2 separate regions of the Homo sapiens genome follow, and region 1 is linked to region 2. Evidence: read pairs that join two places in POLR2A ChIA-PET (ENCODE). Cell type or tissue: Panc1. All regions are shown on one strand.

Region 1 (5,000 bases), 120 kb before region 2:
CTATTTTTAAAATTTTTATTGAACCGTATGAAACAGATGCTGCCTAATTTTACCATTCTTTTGCTCAATATTTTCTTTTTTATAAATATGCTCATTCTTTGCCTGCCGAGCACAATTTTCCTTTCCTTCCCTCTCCTTCTTTGTAGAATCATTTTGCAGTTTTTCCCCCCCATTCTGGATTACTTATCCTTGGAAGATAAAAGTTCTGTCTAGGTCTGATATTTCCTTCATAATAAAATGGATGGCCTTCCCTTTGATCCTCCTTTTCATTGGATAATGTTAGTATGTTTATGTCAGATCTCAGTATGAAGGATTTACTGCTGGTTGGGTGACCCAGTGTCCTTTGGGCAGCAGCTGTGAGAAAGCCCACCACCCCGTGCTTTATTTCTGAGCATTTTGCTATGATTGGTGAAGCTGTTGGCTTTGGGCCTGGCTTCTTTATGGCATTACAGCCTACCAAGGCAGGAAAGAGGCAAGCCCCTTCTGTCAACCCAGGCTCTCTGCCAGATGGTACCTTCAGGTCCTGAGGCCTCTACTTCGAAGTCCTTCCCCATTACTAATCTACAGTGGGCTAAAGAAGGACTATTATTATTATTATTACTATTATTATTATTAGCAGTAGCAATAGTAGTATATATACTATTTTTTTTTAATATATACCTTGTTGCCTATCAGATTGCCTGGTGAGGTTAGGGGCGTGGTGGTTCATGCCTGTAATCCCAGCACTTTGGGAGACTGAGGCAGGTGGTTGGCTTGAGTCTAGGAGTTTGAAACCAGCCTGGGGACATGGTGAAACCCTATTTCTACAAAAGAAACCCCCAAAATTAGCTGGGCTTGGTGGTGCATGCCCGTAGTCCTAGCTACTCAGGAGGCTGAGGTGGGAGGATTGCTTGAGCCCGGGAGGTGGAGGTTGCAGTGTAGTCTGGGTGACAGAGTGAGACCCTGTTTAAAAAAAGAGAGAGAAGAAGAAGAATTGTCAGGCGAACTCTTAAAAAAATACAGACGTTGAAGCATTACTTCAAATCTGCTGATGTCTGGGTGATTCTGATGTGCAGTTTGGGAACCACTGGGCTAAATGGCTCCAGATGGAGCATGGGTCATTGATTTGTCTTGTGACCTGTCTTGATTTTTCCATGGGCTCTAGTTCTCCTCCAGTTCTTTCTTTTGAAACTTTGTGACTACATTCCTTTGCTTGGAAGCCAGGTTGCATAGTAGGTCTTAGGGTCTTTCTTTAGCCCCGGCTCTTCCATACTGTGCTAAGCTGAAATGTCTTCATGTTTCCGCCTTGTGTATGGCAACCGACCCTTCTTTCCAACCCAGATGCAAATTTTGACCCATTTTTACTTATTCTCCATCACTTCTGTCAGGCTTGGGCGTGGGAAGTGGGAGCCAGATGCCTTTGTTCACATTGCCATCTTCCCCTGAATTCAGATGATAATGACTATCTTACGTGAAAATCACATTGAGATGTGAACTGTGCAGACAGTACTTCTGCTTCTGTTCTGCCTGTACAGAGACAGAAGCTTTATGTGGTATTTCTTACATACATGCATTTCTTACATGCAGACACTTGGTATTCCTCACAATCACATGCATACATGTGACCATTTTTATTTCTGATGTCCTTATGAAATCTTTAAAATAAAAGTTGTGAAGACAAAGGAGAGCACATATGATAGGTCTTCAAATTCTCTCTCATAACCATCTTTCTACACTTTCCAATTATAGGCAGGAATATTTTCCCCAGCTGGCTGCCTTGTGCTGAATATGTCAGTGATATTGAAAATGCTGTGGACAATTCTGATCTTGACTAAAATAATTTATTGTTCTCATTCTTAGGTAGCAGAAACTCCCACGGGAGAAATACACATATAAAAGGTAGTTATAAAATAGCTTCTCTCTGGTAGACATTTACACCTTTCTCATTGGTAGAAAACATGCAGTCTTGTTTGTTGGGAAATTTGCTTTTTCTTGAAAATCACTGATATTATTCCTGACTCTCTGTTATTTCTTTAATTCATTAGTAATAAATCTATCCTTCTAAACTATATTAAGAAAATAGAACATTGTAAGAATGAATTAGACTGCAGGAGGTATGAAATGACTTTTTTCTGTACAATGGTTAAAACAAGTCTGCTTTCTGATTATTTTATTGCCTTAGTACTCAGCTGAGTAGCTCTTGAAATACTGTCTGCTGTGAAAGCAAATTTCCTCTTGCTTGGTCATCTACTTTCTGGTTATTTTCTAGGTTGGAAAGCACTTGCTCTGAGAGTTTAAATCTATAGCCTTTGATTTTTATTTGCCGTTTTCCTTATTCTCAGACTTTCTGGCTACTGCTATGCTTACCTTCATGACATTTTCCTATGGACGATCCAAGCGATAGGATTAACTTTCTAAAAATATCACAGCTTTCTTTATTAATTTATAGCAATTTTTAAATATTTCATTTGATTAAGCAGCCTATGACATAAGAAAAGCAAGCTGAATTACTTGATTTTACAAACAAGGAGACTGAGGTTCAGTGACTTAGCTAAGGTAATTACAATTGAGAAGCTGGAGAGCCAGGACTTGAAGCTAAGTCTGCTGATGCCAGTTTTAATATTATTCCTGTTAAACACCCAATTGGCTCTCTTAAGGTGTCAGAGTTTCACTTGTACTCAGCCATGATGCATTTTGCTAAGATGGTGCAAGCTGTCTATAACTCTCTCTCTTGTCTTTTAGAAGTTGATCTCTTAGAAGATGATGGAAGTTTCAATATTTCAATATTTAATGAAACTTGTTTGAAATTGAACAGGCGTTCTAGGAAAGTTGGATCAGAACACATGTACCAAGTAAGGAGATCTCTTATGCTTTCCATTAAAGAATTGTGTCATTTAAAAATTTGGGCGATCTCCAAGTAAGTATCCAAAGTATTTAAAAATGAATGAACTTCTAGACAGTTTGTGATTGTTGTTTCTAGAGATGGATGTAAGATGTGAGATGGGTGTAAATGAGGTACTAACTTGAAGAAAGATACTATATTTGGTGACTTGCTATCATTTTCTGTGCCTGGCATTTCAAGCTTATATTTTATTTTAATGCATTAAACAATACAGCTTATTTTGCTATCAGATTCACATTTGGGCATGGAATTTATTTTTATTTTTTATTTTTATTTTTTGAGACTGAGTTTCGCTCTTGTTGCCCAGGCTGGAGTGCAGTGGCATGATCTCGGCTCACTGCAATCTCTGCCTCCGGGGTTCAAGCGATTCTCTTGCGTCAGCCTTCCTGAGTAGCTGGGATTGCAGGCATGAGCCACCACGCCCAGCTAATTTTGTATTTTTAGTAGAGATGGGGTTTCTCCATGTTGGTCAGGCTGGTCTCAAACTCCCAGCCTCAGATGATCTGCCCTCCTCGGCCTCCCAAAGTGCTAGGATTACAGGCGTGAGCCACCACGCCCAGCTGGGCATGGAATTTTAAGGAACTCTTTGGATGGCTATTGACCCTCATTTAACTTGATTTTTTCTTAAACATCATCAGTAAAATTGTAAGTAAATTCAGGCAGGAACTGAGATTTATTTTGTGTCATTTTTAGTGCCTAGCAAGTCATCTGGTAGAGAGCAAACTCAGTAAGTATTACATTAAAAAAATTTTTTTTTCTTTTTTGAGACCGAGTCTTGCTCTGTTACCCAGGTTGGAGTGCAGGGAGGCGATCTTGGCTCACTGCGACCTCCACCTTCCAAATTCAAGCGACTCTCGTGCCTCAGCCTCCCAAGTAGCTGAGATTATAGGTGTGCACCACTATGCCCTGCTGATTTTTGTATTTTTATTAGAGATGTCGTGTCACCATATTGGCTAGGCTGGTCTCAAACTCCTGACCTCAAGTGATCCACCCGCCTCAGCTTCCCTAGGTGCTGGGATTACAGGTGTGAGCCACCGCGCCCAGGCCAAAATTAATTAATTTATTCTATTTACCAGAAGTATATCACATATTAGGACTTGGAAGTTTCCAATTCAAACTGATAGAAATATATAGGTAAATAGGCAACTACAATATGGTATAATGAGTGCTTTGACAAAAAGTAAATTAATAATGGAATAATAAAAGTAAATAAGTATAAAAATAGAGATTTTATTTGTGTGTGTGTGTGTGTGTGTGTGTGTGTGTGTCCAGGTACAATTTTTTTGTTTTTTTTGAGATGGAGTCTTGCTCTGTCGTCCAGGCTGGAGTACAGTGGCATGATCTTGGCTCACTGCAGCCTCCCTCTCCCAGGTTCAAGCAATTCTCCTGCCTCAGCCTCCCTAGTAGCTGGGATTCCAGGCATGCCCCACCATGCCCAGCTAATTTTTGTATTTTTGGTAAAGATGGGGTTTTGCCATGTTGGCCAGGCTGGTCTCAAACACCTGACCTCAGGTGATCCAGCTGCCTTGGCTTCCCAAAGTGCTGGGATTACAGGTGTGAGCTACTTGCCAGGCCAGGTACAATTTTTTTAACCAGAAGCAAAGACTGTTATACTGAGTCATAGAAAGTAAGTAGGAATTGGCCAGGCGTGGTGGCTCACGCCTGTAATCCCAGCACTCTGGGAGGCCAAGGCGGGTGGATCACGAGGTCAGGAGATCGAGACCATCCTGGCTAACACGGTGAAACCCCATCTCTACTAAAAATACAAAAAATTAGCCAGGCGTGGTGGCGGGCACCTGTAGTCCCAGCTACTTGGGAGGCTGAGGCAGGAGAATGGTGTAAACCTGGGAGGTGGAGCTTGCAGTGAGCCAAGATCGCACCACTGTACTCCAGCCTGGGCGACAGAGCAAGACTCCGTCTAAAAAAACAACAACAAAAAAATTAGATAAAGGTTAATTTGTGTGACATGTGAAACACTTTTAAATTGACTGGAAAAAAGTCAATATTTAAAAGCGGTTTGCTAAAGAAAATAGACGTATTGCCTAAACACGCATGAACACATTATGCCTCACTAGTAAGTGGTCCAGAAGAATAGGGGACTGCCAGACCGTGGAGGAGC
Region 2 (5,000 bases):
GCAGCTTCCTTCCGGGGGCCTCTGCCTCCTCTGCACCCCAGAATCTTTTCCTACCACGGAAACTGCTCCTGACCGCTATTGATCTGCATTAGCAAAAGGTGACAGAAGGCCGGGCGCCGCGGCTCATGCCTGTAATCCCAACACTTTGGGAGGCCAAGGCAGGCGGATCTCCTGAGGTCAGGAGTTTGAGACCAGCCTGGCCAACATAGTGAAGCCCCATCTCTACCAAAAATATAAGAAAAATTAGCTTGGTGTGGTGGCAGGTGCCTGTAGTCCCAGCTACTTGGGAGGTTGAGGCAGGAGAATCACTTGAACCCGGGAGGTGGAGGTTGCAATGAGCCGAGATCGCGCCACTGCACTCCAGCCTCTGCAACAGAGCCAGACTCCGTATCAAAAAAAAAAAAAAAAAAAAGTGACACAAGCACAGCGGGTCCCAAGAGTCTCACAGCCTGCCCCTGCCTCCTGACCTCTCCTCCATATTAAGGAGATGGGGAATCCTTCCCAAGTTTCCCGCTTATAATTTCTTGGATAGAGTACTCCTTTTTCAGGAAGTGGAATTGTGAGTTGCTTACTGGAAACTCCCTTCCATTAATCCTTTTTATATCCATAAGCTCAGGCCAAAAATCTCAGTATCATTCCTGATTCCTCCCTTTCTCTCACTCTCCACATTCAGGCCATCAGTGAGGTCAGTCAGTTCCATCTTCATAAGGCATCTCAAACCACAAGGACATACTTTACATAGAAAAAATAAACCTGTGTGTAGTGCATGGGGGCAATTCGCTAGCAGCTTTTCTATTGAAGAAGGCTAAAGAACACAGGAAGTGGAGGTTAAAGGTTTGACTGCGTAGGAACAAAAGTTTAGGTCTCAGGATTTTAAAACGGGGAATAAAGCTGACTTTTAAAATACACAATATTTTCCACTCTTGCTCTGCCACAAGAAAAAAACTTCTTTTTTTTTTTTTTTTGAGATGGAGTCTCACTCTGTTGCCCAGGCTGGAGTGCATTGGTGCGATCTCGGCTCATTGCAACCTCTGCTTCCCAGGTTCAAGCGATTCTCCTGCTTCAGCCTCCCGAGTAGCTGGGATTACAGGCACCCGCCACCACACCCAGCTCATTTTTGTATTTTAGTAGAGATGGGGTTTCATCATGTTGACCAGGCTGGTCTTGAACTCCTGACCTCAAGTGATCCACCCACCTCAGTCTCCCAAAGTGCTGGGATTACGGGTATAAGCCACCTCGCCCAGCCGAGAGAAAAAAAAAAAAAAACTTCCGAGAATTGATATGTGCAGTCTGCACACATATACATCCCAATTTTAGTCAAAAGGCTTGTTGCAGTCAAATCAGACTTCATACAGGCACATAAACTGGAGGGCGGAGTTCAGCCAGGTGGTATCAGTTTCAGGTGACCTGTGAGTTCCCTGGAGGCAGAGTGGTTGAGGTCATATGGTATCAAGGCTGACGGGGGGACAGGGGACTGATGGATCATGAGGACTTGTTCCTTGAGTCTGTAGCTCAGTGGTTGTTCTTCAGGACAGGGACCCTTTTAGTCAAGGCCTGGAAGGGAGTCTTTTCAGAGGAAGGAGGTGTGAATTAGGGAGACGTGGAGTGAGGGAGAGGAGTTCATTACCTCCACCAGACCATGAGCTCCCTGAGAGCTGGGCCAGAGACTGGACTCCTTTGAGGATCCAGTGAAGAGTGTTTTCTTTCTGGCACAAAGGCTGGGGTGATTCTGCGGACACAAGCAGGTGCCCTGGTATTTATTGCAAGTGCCAGATGCCAGATTCTAATTGGGATCAACATCTTCCTCACCAGCCTGAAGTTCTGCACAGATGTTGGTTTTCCTTCCCTAGAGAGGGCTCACTAATCGTTAGACCCAAAAGGAAACCCTTGTAGAGACCTCCTTCCTTCCTCCACCCCTCCACTTTATAAGAGGATGTGGCTGGCTGGGCACGGTGGCTCGCACCTGTAATCCCAGCACTTTGGGAGGCCGAGGTGGGTGGATCACCTGACGTCGGGAGTTCGAGACCAGCCTGGCCAACATGGTGAAACCCTGTCTCTACTAAAAATACAAAAATTAGCCAGGCGTGGTTGTGCATGCCTGTAATCTCAGCTACTCAGGAGGCCAAGGCAGGAGAATCACTTGAACCTGGGAAGCAGAGGTTGCAGTGAGCCGAGATCACACCACTGCTCTCCAGCCTGGGTGACAGAGTGAGAGTGAGACTCTATCACTCTGTAAAAAAAAAAAAAAAAAAAAAAAGAAGATGTGGTCATGGTGGGAGGGGTGTGTGGGGCCTCTACCACTTAGTGGCTGGGTAACTTTGGGCAAATTACCTTCCTAAGCTTGTTTTTTTTTTTTTTTTTTTTTCATTTTAAAGGTGAAAAGAATAATGTGACAAGCCTTGTAGGATTGTTATGAGCATCAAACGAGTTAATGAAGATAAAGTGTTTGATACAACAATGTCTGGTTAAACAAGGTCAATGCTCAGTACACCTTAGTTATGATTGGCACCTCCACAAGGGAGTAGGTATGGCTGAACATCTGATCCTCTGTGTCTTGGTCTGGGAAAACCCTGGATCCTGAGTAGCAAATGAGTGGGAAGAGTCCCAAGATGGTGCCAGGAAGGATGCAACAGGCAATGAACTTCCCTATCTCGCCCACCCCAATTATGACATCATCACGCTGATGGGGATTGTGTCCCCACAATGTGGCAGGAATGTACAAGGAGGAGCATCCTTAGAGGCCCAGTGCTGCTCACACCCTGCCCCTGTCTCAGCCTTCAGGGCACCCCAAGTTTGCTGTGCTCTAAGAAATGGGGAAGCACAAATTTCCAGAAAAAGCATAGCGAAGTCAACCCGAGGAGGTTGATAGAGGTTGGTGAGAATTAACTTTTGCCCAAAGAGAGACGCATGGGCTGGAAGAAAGAGAAGAGGCAATTTGTTTTGCAAATCGGGGACCTGGACCTGTCATCAAGTTTCCCACCGTCCAAAGGGGGGTTCATGGCTCATTTTCATGGGACACATGGGCTCGGGATGGGAGTGAGGAAAAGGTGACAGATACACATCTGGGTTCACACTGCTGTGGCTGCTCAGAAGGGAAGGAAAGCAGCCTCTTCTGTTTGGGGCATGGTAGGCCCAAGCCTTCTGAACTGCCCACCCAGCAGAGAAAACAGGCAGGAAGAGAAACTGAACAGAGAAGTGGAGGAGGAAGCTCACACCATGTGGTTGGTGCTGCTGTTGGTTTTACACTGCCAGAGCTAATAACCAGGTGTATTCATGAGGCTTCTGCCTTTTGATAACCTCAGACTGGGCCACATCTTCTGACTTGGCCATAAATGGGGAAAGGGCCTTACCTAAGGTCGGTACTGAGTCAGAGGTAGGACCTGGGCAGGAGGCCTTTCAGCCGTGGTGCCTGCAGGTGGAAAACCCCAGCAGCCCTTTCTCCTGCTCAACCCCCCTCTCTCTCAGGACATAGAACAAGTAGTGGTTTCTCAGTCTCCAGCCAGCTCTATGTTCCTTTCCTCCCTATGCTGCAGGTGTTCCTTTCCTCCCTCCATCACATGCTATCACCACTTGCTCTGTGTCCTGGGACAACTCTCCCCATTCAGAGCCTGATCACAGGGCAGAGGGAAATCTTCCCATCTTCCTCCTCCAGAAAACCAACACACAGACCCTCTTCTCCTTACTGATTTTATTGCTACTCACTAAAGAGAAGTAGAAAAGATCACAAAAAGCAACACATCTACGTGTTAAAAACGTAAGCAGTTTTTTCCTCTCTGATCTCTGATCTGATTCATTTGTGTATTCATTCATTCATTCATTCATCTGTCCATCCATTCATTTGTCCATCCAATGAGTATTTATTAAGCATCTGCTTTGTACCAGGGAGTGTCCTGAGCCGTGAGGATGCAGCAGTGAAAAAGACAGATGCAGACATGGTCCCTGCCCTCCAGTGGGTCTTGACTCTTGCCTTGACACAATCATGGGAGCCTGTCGACTTCTGCGCTCTGAAGTCCTCATCCCATGTAGGAGCTGAAGACAGTGCCTACAAGAGCCCACATTTTAGGGCAAAGGCAAGAATAGACAGTCTGAGTGGTTGCCCTGCACAGCCAGAAGCAGTGCAGCCAGGGGTGGATGTGCTAGTCCTGGTAGAGGAGGGGAAGCCAGAAGTCAGGGCCAAAGGGGCAGTGTCATTTGTTAAGGAGTGAGCTCAGGGCTGCAAACGAATGGGTCCAGACATTAGGAAGGGGTTGGGAGGAGGAGGGCAAGGGAGGTGGCCACTAATGGGTCAGGATGAGAGAAAGGCAAGGGTTTTGGAAATCTATCTTGCTGGGAGCTGGTTGAGTGGCAGGAAATCAAGGGTTAATGATGGTAACAACAACAATAATCCTTGTCATCAAGTGTGTATTGAGTGCTTACTGTGACTGTGCCAGCCACCAAGGCAGGCACTTTCCATATATGGTCGGTCTCACATTAAATGGTAAAGCGTTGGCAGGACATCTGCTCTTAAGCATAGAAAGGAACCAAACCTATCCTTTCTAGACCCCAGCAGAAAGTTAAGACCAAGATGAACCAGCCCACTCCTGACCCCAAGCTCTTCTTAGCATCTACATCCTACAGTGGATATAAAGATGAAATGAAGGCAGGTGACAGTTCCCTCACCCCAGGTGGACACTTTGCAATCTCTGAGTAACATCCCGTTGTTAAACTTTTGTACCTCCAGGGATGATCATCTTTGAGTGTCACCTTTCAAAGGGACACAGATTCAAGTGCCTTGGGGGCCAGGCAGGTGGTGTATATGAGTGCGAGTGAAGAAAAACCAACCCTAATTTTCAGAGCAGGAGAAAACCCATGTGGACTGAGGCCATCAGAAGCACACCTGTCCTTGCAAGCATGAACCCTAATTGCCAGATCTTCTGATATTTTTTTCCAGAGAAGTCAGAAATTCACAGATTATAATATGAAATCTCTAAATCTTTTAATTAACAAAAAGATTAACAAGT

The links. ChIA-PET counts read pairs that join two places held together with the same protein. Peaks named below come from ENCODE experiments on the same cell type or tissue, not always from the same donor. Only the 100,000 strongest peaks of a DNase experiment are listed, where the experiment ranks them.
Region 1: POLR2A ChIA-PET joins it to region 2 with 14 read pairs; 2 of 35 experiments call an interaction of 5 or more read pairs at or near these places.

Annotation. Positions count from the first base shown.
Region 1 is chr9:112,100,007-112,105,006 of GRCh38, reverse strand. SUSD1 (sushi domain containing 1) reads left to right here. Exons shown (of 17, transcript NM_022486.5): 9 at 2,722-2,831. Among named protein-coding and RNA genes, the nearest start is that of LINC02977, 62 kb to the right of the region's middle. In Panc1, no CTCF peak of the experiment used is centred here; no DNase peak of the experiment used is centred here.
Region 2 is chr9:111,981,940-111,986,939 of GRCh38, reverse strand. No RefSeq gene overlaps it. Among named protein-coding and RNA genes, the nearest start is that of MIR4668, 52 kb to the right of the region's middle. RefSeq lists enhancers at 1,322-1,671, 3,002-3,101, 3,402-3,461. In Panc1, no CTCF peak of the experiment used is centred here; no DNase peak of the experiment used is centred here; H3K27ac peaks cover 2,537 bases.